Linked DNA regions of Homo sapiens: region 1 is linked to region 2. A link is a loop called in an ENCODE intact Hi-C map of the cell type or tissue named here. Cell type or tissue: Caco-2. All regions are shown on one strand.

Region 1 (5,000 bases), 110 kb before region 2:
GCGCCTGTAATCCCAGCTACTTGGGAGGCTGAGGCAGGAGAATCGCTTGAACCCAGGAGGCAGAGGTTGCAGCAAGCTAAGATTGAGCCACTGCACTCCAGCCTGGGCAACAGAGCAAAAACTCCGTCTCAAAAAAAAAAAAAAAAAAAGAGAGAGAGAGAGATCGGTTTTGCTATGTTGCCCAAGCTGGACACGGACACACACACACACACACACACACACACACACACACACACACACACACACACAAGCTGGACACAGAGACACACACAGTGACAGGGCAAAGGTTCCAAAATTTTAAACCTGGTAAATCTGGGTACGGGTATACAGGAGTTGTTCTACTACACTATTCTTTCAACTTTTTTGAAAGTTTGAAGTTATTTCAAAAGAAAAAGTTTTCCAAACTTTAGTGATCCTCCTGCCTCAGCCTCCCAAAGTGCTGGGATGATAGGCATGAGCCACCGTGCCTGACCCCTCTGTATATTTTTAGAATTTCATGTTAAAAGATGGAAAAGTCTGGATGAGGTAGTTCACGCCTGTCTTCCCAGCTCTTTGGGAGGCCAAGGTGGGAAGACTGCTTGAAGCCAGACGTTCAAGACCAACTTGGCCAACATAGTGAGACCCCGCTTTTTTCTAACTAAAAAAATTTTTTTCCAAGTTGGAAAAAATATCTAGCCATAAGACAAACCTTGAAACTGCAAAAGAACAATGGAGTATGTGTGACAGGAGGTACTGCTCTACAGTGGGGTTAAAGCCATACACAAGCTGTGGTGGCTCACGCCTGTAATCCCAGCACTTTGGGAGGCCGATGCGGGCGGATCATGAGGTTAGGAGTTCAAGACCAGCCTGGCCAGCATGGTGAAACCCGTCTCTACTAAAAATACAAAACATTAGCCAGACGTGGTGGTGGGCACCTGTAGTCCCAGCTACTAGGGAGGCTGAGGCAGGAGAATGGCGTGAACCCAGGAGGCGGAGCTTGCAGTGAGCTGAGATTGCGCCACTGCACTCCAGCCTGGGCGACAGAGCGAGACTCTGTCTCAAAAAAAAAAAAGCCATACACAAGCTGTTACCACTAAATGGGAAAATGACTGAAAAATGTCAATGTCAAGAGGGACTGAAATCAAATTTTTCCAATAGTGGGTTACATGATCAGAAATCCAAATAGACAGGAAATATGTTGGCTTTATTTATTTATTTATTTATTTATTTATTTATTTAGACAGAGTCTCACTCTGTCACCCAGGCTGGAGTACAGTGGCATGAACTCGGCTCACTGCAACCTTCACCTCCCAGGTTCAAGCGATTGTCCTGCCTCAGCCTCCCGAGTAGCTGGGACTACAGATGTGTGCCACCACACCCAGCTAATTTTTGTATTTTTAGTAGGGACGGGGTTTTACCATGTTGGTCAGGCTGGTCTTGAACTCCTGACCTCAAGTGATCCACCCGCCTTGGCCTCTCAAAGTGCTGGGATTACAGGTGTGAGCCACCACACCTGGCCGGTACTGGCTTTAAAAATAACAAAAGTAATACATACACATAGAAAAAGGTCAAACAAAGAAGTACATAGAATGAAAAATGAATGCTGTGTCCCCTCCCAGACCATTTCTGTGAATAAATATGTAATACCATGAAATGATGAGGACTAACATTTTCTGAATGCCAGGCACCACTCTATGTGCTTTCCACACATTCATTAACCTCATTTAATTTTCTCATTTAATTAATGAGATAAATTAATGTATCTCATTTAATTTTCACAACAACCTCATGCAGTAGGTGTAACTGTCACCCTCATTTCAGAGAGCAGAATACTGAGAGCTGGAGGCCAAGGGGCAATTTCAGCCAGGGTGGCTGGTGACGCCTCGGTGAAACCAAGAGCGAACAGTGAGAGCAGCGGCCACCTGCTGGTCTGCAGGGATGGTGTCCTGGGCAGAAAGAATAGCAAGTGCCAGGGCTGTGCTGGGGCCGGGCTTTGCATGTGTGAGAACAAGACAGAGAATGAGGGAGGTGGGCCCACGAGGAGTGTGGGCACAGACAGCAGCCTCTGCCTGTGGTGCCACGCTGAAGACTCAGTATTGTATGTGACAGATGAAGGCTCTAAGAAGACAGCTCTGACAAAAGCTAGAGTGCAAAATCAGACTCAGACACAACCACCGGTCTGTGTCCTGAACACAATGGACCTTTACACTCTGGAATTTCTCAAACGGAGCAATGCACAGACACCCCCATGGGCCCCTTGCACACCCGCAGATTCTCCTAGGAGTCACATTCTCTCTTCAGATAGACTCTGGGTGCCGACACTCCCAAACATGCTCTTGAGGAGCAGTCTCTGTGATAAGCTGATCTTCCAGACAATCCAGAATATTCTTAAAACTTTTTAGATCATAAAATTTAAAACACAAATTAAAAAACAAATTATCATAAGGCCGGGCACAGTGACTCATGCCTGTAATCCCAGCACTTTGCAAGGCTGAAGCAGGAGGATCACTTGAGCCCAAGAGTTCAAGACCAGCCTAGGCAACATAGTGAGACCCTGTCTCTACAAAAAAGTCAAAAGTTAGCTAGACATGGTGGTGTGCACCTGTATTCCCAGCTACTTGCAGGGCTGAGGTGAGGAGGATTGCTTCAGCTCGGGAGGTTGAGGCTGCAGTGAGCCAAGATCACGCCACTGCACTCCAGCCTGGGTAACAGAGTGAGACCCTGTCTCAAAAAACACATAGGGCCAGGCGTGGTGGCTCACGCATGTAATCCCAGCACTTTGGGAGGCCGAGACGGGAGGATCACTTCACTCCAGGAGTTCAACACCAGCCTGGCCAACATAGTGAAACCCCGTCTCTACTAAAAATACAAAAAATTAGTTGGACATGGTGGTGTGCGCCTGTAATCTCAGCCACTCAGGAGGCTGAGGCAGGAGAACGCTTGAACTTGGGAGACAGAGGTTGCAGTGAGCTGAGATCGCACCACTGCACTCCAGCATGGGCAGCAGCGCGAAACTCTGTCTCAAAACAAACAAACAAACAAACAAACACCCATAAACACAAAATGTATCACAGCCTCAGAGATCCCCACGAATGCCTAAGTGGCCCTGAATTTGGGAGGCACTGCTCAGTAATAGTCCTATCTGTCCCACAACAGACAGGAGTGCTGGGCTGCACCTACTGGCAACAAACACAGCAACCCTTGACTGAAGAAAGGTCCATGCCACAATCCCCTTATTCTGTAAGCCACTAATTTTGTCCTCTCTCCTCCACCTTTCACTGAGGAACGAGCTCTTGGAAGGACAGGGACACCCGCCTAGTAGCTGAGCCAGCCACATCAGTCCTGGAGAGCAGGTGGAGGGCAGATGCTGTGATCATCCCAGAAGAGAGGACACAGTTGGAGGCAGATGCATGGTCTCTACTTTCAGCTACCCTCAATGCAGCCTGGTCCCCAGAGGCCTGAAGAGCGCCTTGTTTATGTGGTGACCTCAAGAGGGGCTGCTCCTGCACCAAGGCTATGTGTGCATGCTAACACAGTAACCGTCATATACTCAAAGTGTCAGCTCTAAGAACTGGAGATGAGGAGCTGCAAGCCACTCTACAGTTATCAAAGGCACAGCTGAGGGGGTTTGTGCTGACCAAGCTGGTTGCCTGGTGTTTGGATTGGGACTTATTTACTTTGGAAAATATGCAGCAACAGCCCAGCACCAAAGTTCACATCAAAATCCCACTGATGACCTTGGCTGCTTTCATCTCTGAAGCGCCACTTCTCAGAAACACAGAGGTAAGTTGGGTTTCTAATGTTTCTGCTGATTATAAATTATTTTTGGTGTTTACGGATAGGCAACTGGTTCATTTTTCTAGCAAACTAAGAATTCAGAAGCTTTCTACACTGTTTTAGAAGTGGGAAATGGTTTCATTTTTCAGTGTGCCTATTATAAAATTGTGTCAGTTCCATTGTTGGGAGAGTTGACAAACTTAGAATAGGAGCTGTGGAATAGATGAAAATATTGTACTTATATTAAATTAATCGAATTGGATAACTGTCCTGTGATTATGTATGAGAATATCCTTGCTCTTGGGTATTTTCCCTGAAGTATTAGTATTAAAGGTTAGAGGGGCCGGGTGCAGTGGCTCACGCCTGTAATCCCAACACTTTGGGAGGCCGAGGCGGGTGGATCACGAGGTCAGGAGTTCAAGACCAGCCTGACCAACATGGTGAAGCCAAGTCTCTACTAAAAATACAAAAATTAGCTGGGCGTGGTGGCACGCGCCTGTAATCCCAGCTACTCAGGAGGCTGAGGCAGGAGAATCGCTTAAACCCGGGAGGCAGAGGTTGCAGTGAGCGGAGATCGTGCCACTGCACTCCAGCCTGGACAACAGAGTTAGACTCCGTCAAAAAAAAAAAAAAAAAGAAGAAAAAAGAAAAAATGTTAGAGGAACAAGATATAGGAGACCTACTCTCAAATGGTCTAGAAGAAAAAATGTGTATGTGCATGCCTGTGAGAACACACACGTACGTACACACACACACAGATAATGACAGGGCAAAGGTTCCAAAATTTTAAACCTGGTAAATCTCGGTACGGGTATACAGGAGTTGTTCTACTACACTATTCTTTCAACATTTTTGGAAGTTTGAACTTACTTCAAAATAAAAAGTTTTCCAAACTTTAGGCAGTTACTTCTCTCCCATTCTGCCTGCTCTGTTGGGCCTGGAGACCATACACCAGGAGGGATGACGGTTTATCAAGTGTTATGCTCTGATGCGTGACTGAAAAGGCCAACCCAGCTCTGGCAATTAGCAAGAAAGCACAATATGAAGTTCCCAGGAAAAAAAAAAAGCAAAACAAACTTTTGAATGATTTATCTTTAAAATATATTGTTTCTCTTCAAACAGTAATCTGGATTTAATCACAACCTAGTGATAGTTTTTAAACGTCTTCTACAATGTTTGTTATACTAAATAGCAAAACATCAGGAAGATTTACCTTCAGATCTTTAATTTCAATCCATAAAAGA
Region 2 (5,000 bases):
AGAGTTTTTATTTGTGCAGTATATATTAACTTAAAAGACTGAAGAAAAAATCGACACAGTTTGCAGAATGGTTTCAGTTGGTTGGTGCTGGAGGAAATGTGCTAAGTCTAGAAAGTGAAGTTTCCCTGAAAGAGATAAACCGGGATGACAGGGCTTTTCCGTGTGCGTTTAGAAACTGAAGTTCATTCAAGCCAAGAAAGATAATTTTAAAAAAGAAGAAACTAAAAGTTCAAGGAAGATTTCTTGTGGCAAATGTGCATTATTTAACATTTCTTTTTTTTTTTTTTGCGTATTTGTTTCAAGTGCAAAGATAGTGTAGAAATAAATTTCAGAAAGAAACGAAATTACCCATAATTCCATTTATGTAACGTAACAATTTGTATTTTTATACTTTGTCCACAGACTGTGTAGTTTTGCATTATTGCAGTTCCACTTCTGTATTGTCACTTGTGTGACTCTGTCTTTCCTGAGCTTGTGCACCAGGAGTTAGGTGACCCTTAATTTGAGGGTGTTTGATCTCCCAAGTACTGAGGGAAAGTGAGAACCCTCTCCTACCCCGTGGAAGCGTCTCTTCTTCTGGCCCATGAGCCTGCGCTGTGCTCCTCCCTCATCCCTCTGGATAGCCTCAGAACCAACCCCTTCGTTCCTTCCACCCATTTTCCAGATGAAATTGTTTTGGGTGTGTGAAGCAGCATTTGAAGGAATGTCAATTAACCGCTCTCCTGGTGTTTCCTTCTAAACTTAGACCCTGTCCCCAGAGGGGCTGGTTCTGCCATGAGTACTGATGCTTACCCAAAGAACCCACACCTTCGAGCCTATCACCAGAAGATCGACAGCAACCTAGGTAAGACTGAGCACCACACCAGCTTCTGTAAGCCACTGTCCTTCAGGCAGCTTACGCCAAGCATAGCCCCTGCATGAGCATCCTCCAGCTTCAGTTCCCTCACCACACATCACATCCCACGCCAAGCTGGGTCCATCTTGCCACCTCACTGTCTCTGGAATCTCTCCACTTCTCACCATTTCCTACTTCTAGCCCAGCCGAGCCCTCCCCACCTCTCACTTTCATGAACAGCACCAGGGACCCAGGAGTCCCTGAGAGGCCATAAAGTATAGCCTGGACGTGACCGCTCACTTCATCCTTCCCACCTGGCCACTCAGAGCCCTGTTTTCCTCCTTGTGAAATGGGCTACCTCTGAGAACAGTGGAAAGGTTACCTGAGCCAGAAAGTGCCTGGGATGGTAAGAGTTAGTGCTCGTGTTGCAATTGGCACTTTGGCCACACAGCCTCCAGCATGATGTTTCAAAACGGAAGGGTGTGCAGGGGGCCGGGCGCAGTGGCTCACGCCTGCAATCCCAGCACTTTGGGAGGCCAAGGCGGGTGGATCACCCGAGGTCAGGAGTTCAAGACCAGCCTGACCAACATGGTGAAACCCTGTCTCTACTAAAAATACAAAAATTAGCCGGGCGTGGTGGCAGGCGCCTGTAATCCCAGCTATCGGGTGGCTGAGGCAGGAGAATCACTTGAACCCGGGAGGCAGAGGTTGCAGTGAGCCAAGATCGCACCATTGCACTCCAACCTGGGCAACAAGAGCGAAACTCCACCTAAAAAAAAAAAAAAAGAAGAAGTGAAGGGTATATTCTTCCAGAACTCTCTCATGGAACCCCACACACTCACAGTGCAGTCCAGGCTCTCTTTGGCTGCCCTAGTCCCTTCTGCCCTCATCACCTGCAGGCTCGTGTGGGATTTCTGATGTGAGTTCTTTCTGCCTCGTGGCCCCTATCTGCCTGGATGGGCTCCCCCGACTCTCTGTAGGCTGGCTCCTTCTCTTTCTGTCAGTCTTGCATTAGTATGGCCTCCTCTCCCTGTCTCTCAGGACCCTTGTGTTTCCAGGGGGCTGCCCTGGCCGTTTGTGATTGTGTATCTGCTGGTTTGCCTGCTGTCTTCCCAATCAGACTGTAGATTCCAGGACAGCATGGGAGTGTTTCCATTTTGTCACTACTTTGTATCTGGGGCCCAGCAGGCAAGCACTTAGTGATTATGTTTTGTTTTGTTTTGTTTTGTTTTGAGACAGAGTTTTGCTTTTGTTGCCCAGGCTGCAGTGCAATGGTGCAATCTCAGCTCACTGCAACCGCTGCCTCCTGGGTTCAAGCGATTCTCCTGCCTCGGCCTCCCGAGTAGCTGGAATTACAGACATGCACCACCATGCTCAGCTAATTTTGTATTTTTAGTAGAGATGAGGTTTCTCCTTGTTGGTCAGGCTGGTCTCGAACTCCCGACCTCAGGTGACCCGCCTGTCTCGGCCTCCCAAAGTGCTGGGATTATAGGTGTGAGCCACTGCGCCCTAGCCAGTGATTATTTTTTGAATGGAAAAGTCAGTTACTTGAAATTCAAGTAGGTGTTGGCCTGTGGGCAGTTCTGTGAGTTTATTCTAAGTAGTGTCTCAGACTTGCTGCCTCCTCCTACCGCTACTCCCTGAGCAGAAATCTCCCCCGTGGTGACCTGGGTCACCCTGTCAGTCTCCCACCCCCTGTTAGGAGTTGGCAAAGTGTAGGGGACAAATAATAAAATCCTCCCCTGCTGTAAAGGTATCTAGTGGAAGGCAAAACTGAAACCCATGAAGATGCACATGGAGTGTCTGTGCACGGGTTTTCTCCTGCTTGCTGTCTGGGAAGCCCCAGACAGCTGCCACCTCCTTCTATGCCCTGGACTCTGTCCTCCAGAGCCAAAGACTTATCTGAGGCAGAAGGTGTGTCTGCCCAGATCTAACCACTCCAGAGAAGCCCAGAGAGGCGTGAAAGCCCTTTGTCCTTCACTGCGAGAAAGGGAGAGGTTAGGGCTAGTGGTATGGTTGGTGCCTGCTGGCAGAAGTGGGAGAAGGGACTTTGAGGAAGGATACTGCATTCAGAGGCAGGAAGAAGTGCTGAGTACTGCCCGCCACTAGGAGGTGCTGAGGGTGCACAGTTGGCACTGTGGACGAGCAGCTGGGCAGTTACCGGCAGGACGCAGTCTAGAGTAGGAGGTGGGCCTGGGCAGAAGGGCGAGTGGCTAGTTCAGAGCTCAGCCCTCTGGCCCTGCTGACACAGGCCAGGCCGGTCCACTCTGGTGGGGCAGGGAGTGTTGCCTTTGTTCACACTCTTCCCGTCTTAACACTATCTCCCTGCTATTTCAGGATCTCAGGCAAGCTCTCTGGACTCCAGCGCCCTGGCCTGGTGGTTTTACATTATCACACATTTTATCTCAGCCTCTCTGTTTGCTTATCCTTTGCTGCCCTGGCTGCCAGTGAGCTTCCTCCTGAGGCCTGAGGCAACCACAGGCTCTGCTCTCCATGGAGCACGAGGCCATGAATTTTAGTAAGCTTAAGAAGCAAAGAGCTGAAGACTTATCTTTTTTTTTTTTTTAATTTTAATTATACTGTTTTTCTCTTTCTTTTCTTTTCTTTTTTAGAAATGGAGTCTCGCTTTGTTGCCCAGGCTAGTCTCCAACTTCTGGGCTCAAGTGATCCTCCCACCTCAGCCTCCCAGAGTGCTGGGATTACAAGCATGAGCCACTGTGCCTGACTTGAAGACAATCTTTTTATTTTTATATTTTTTAATTTCTTTCTGAGAGTTTTACTCTGTCGCCCAGGCTAGAGTGCAGTGGCACAATCTCAGCTCACTGCAGCCTCTGCCTGCTGGGTTCAAGTGATTCTCATGCCTCAGCCTCCCGAGTAGCTGGGATTACAAGGTGTGCACCACCATGCCCAGCTAATTTTTGTATTTTTAGTAGAGACGGGGTTTCACCATGTTAGCCAGGATGGTCTCGATCTCCTGACCTCAAGTGATCCACCCACCTCGGCCTCCCAAAGTGCTGGGATTACAGGCATGAGCCACCACACTCAGCCTATCTTTTTATTTCATTTTTTGAGACGGAGTCTTGCTCTGTCGCCCAGGTTGGAGTGCAGTGCATTGATCTCAGCTTACTGCAACCTCCTCCTCTCAGGTTCAAGTGATTCTCTTGCCTCAGCCTCCCGAGTAGCAGGGAATACAGGCATGCACCACCACATCTGGCTAATTTTTATATTTTTTAGTAGAGATGGGGTTTCACCATGTTGGCCAAGCTGGCCTCAAAATCCCGACCTCATACGATCCACCCACCTCAGCCTCTCAAAGTGCTGGGATTACAGGCATGAGCCATTGTACCCGGCCAAAACTACCTTTTTAAAAAAACTGATTTTGGCCGGGCGCGGTGGCTCACGCCTGTAATCCTAGCACTTTGGGAGGCCAAGACGGGCGGATCACAAGGTAAGGAGTTCGAGACCAGCCTGGCCAATATGGTGAAACCCTATCTCTACTAAAAATACAAAAAAAATTAGTCGGGTGTGGTGGCGTGTGCCTGTAGTCCCAGCTACTCAGGAGGCTGAGGCAGAAGAATTGCTTGAACCCAGGAGACGGAGGTTGCAGTGAGCCGAGATCATGGCACTGCACTCCAGCCTGGACAAAAGAGCAAAATGCTGTCTCAAAAAAAAAAAAAACAAAAAACTGATTTTGCTTAGATTTGTGGTACCAGTGCTAAGCCTTTGTGTATCCTGATCCTTTTTCTCTTAGTGTTTTATATTTAATCTTGCAAGTAAGAAGGCTTACAAAGCACCACCTCTTCTCTCTCCTCTCTGGCTCTTTCCTGGCTGCTGTTCCTAGTAAAAAGGCAGAAAGCAGCCCTGGGCATATCTCCCTACCCCCAGCGTGCACAAACACACACACACATACACACACACACACACAGTCACAAACCTGGGAAAAGGCTTTACTCTTCACCCTGACAGAATCAATTAAGTCAAGACTCATCTCTGCAGTGGGTGCAGTCCCCCCAGGCAACACAGATCCCTGTCTCTCCCACTTACCCACACCATCAAGAAGCATTTGCAGGTGCCGTGACTGTTTGCTCATGCCTGCGTGTCATTTCCTCCTCCTGCAGATGAGCTGTCCATGGGACTGGGTCGTCTGAAGGACATAGCCCTGGGG

Evidence for each region. Peaks named below come from ENCODE experiments on the same cell type or tissue, not always from the same donor. Only the 100,000 strongest peaks of a DNase experiment are listed, where the experiment ranks them.
Region 1: a loop joins it to region 2, with 2.6 times the contacts of the local background. A loop is called at or near these places in 2 of 110 quality-filtered maps.

The regions. Positions count from the first base shown.
Region 1 is chr22:20,770,384-20,775,383 of GRCh38, forward strand. All of the region lies in intron 19 of PI4KA (phosphatidylinositol 4-kinase alpha), which reads right to left. It overlaps SERPIND1 (serpin family D member 1), which reads left to right and starts at 3,730. Exons shown (of 5, transcript NM_000185.4): 1 at 3,730-3,762. In Caco-2, a CTCF peak has its summit at 1,905 (motif pointing left); a DNase peak (open chromatin) is centred at 3,630.
Region 2 is chr22:20,882,726-20,887,725 of GRCh38, forward strand. SNAP29 (synaptosome associated protein 29) reads left to right here. Exons shown (of 5, transcript NM_004782.4): 4 at 746-844; 5 at 4,954-5,000. Among named protein-coding and RNA genes, the nearest start is that of SNAP29, 26 kb to the left of the region's middle. RefSeq lists an enhancer at 3,046-3,546. In Caco-2, a CTCF peak has its summit at 2,980 (motif pointing right); DNase peaks (open chromatin) are centred at 3,026 and 3,196.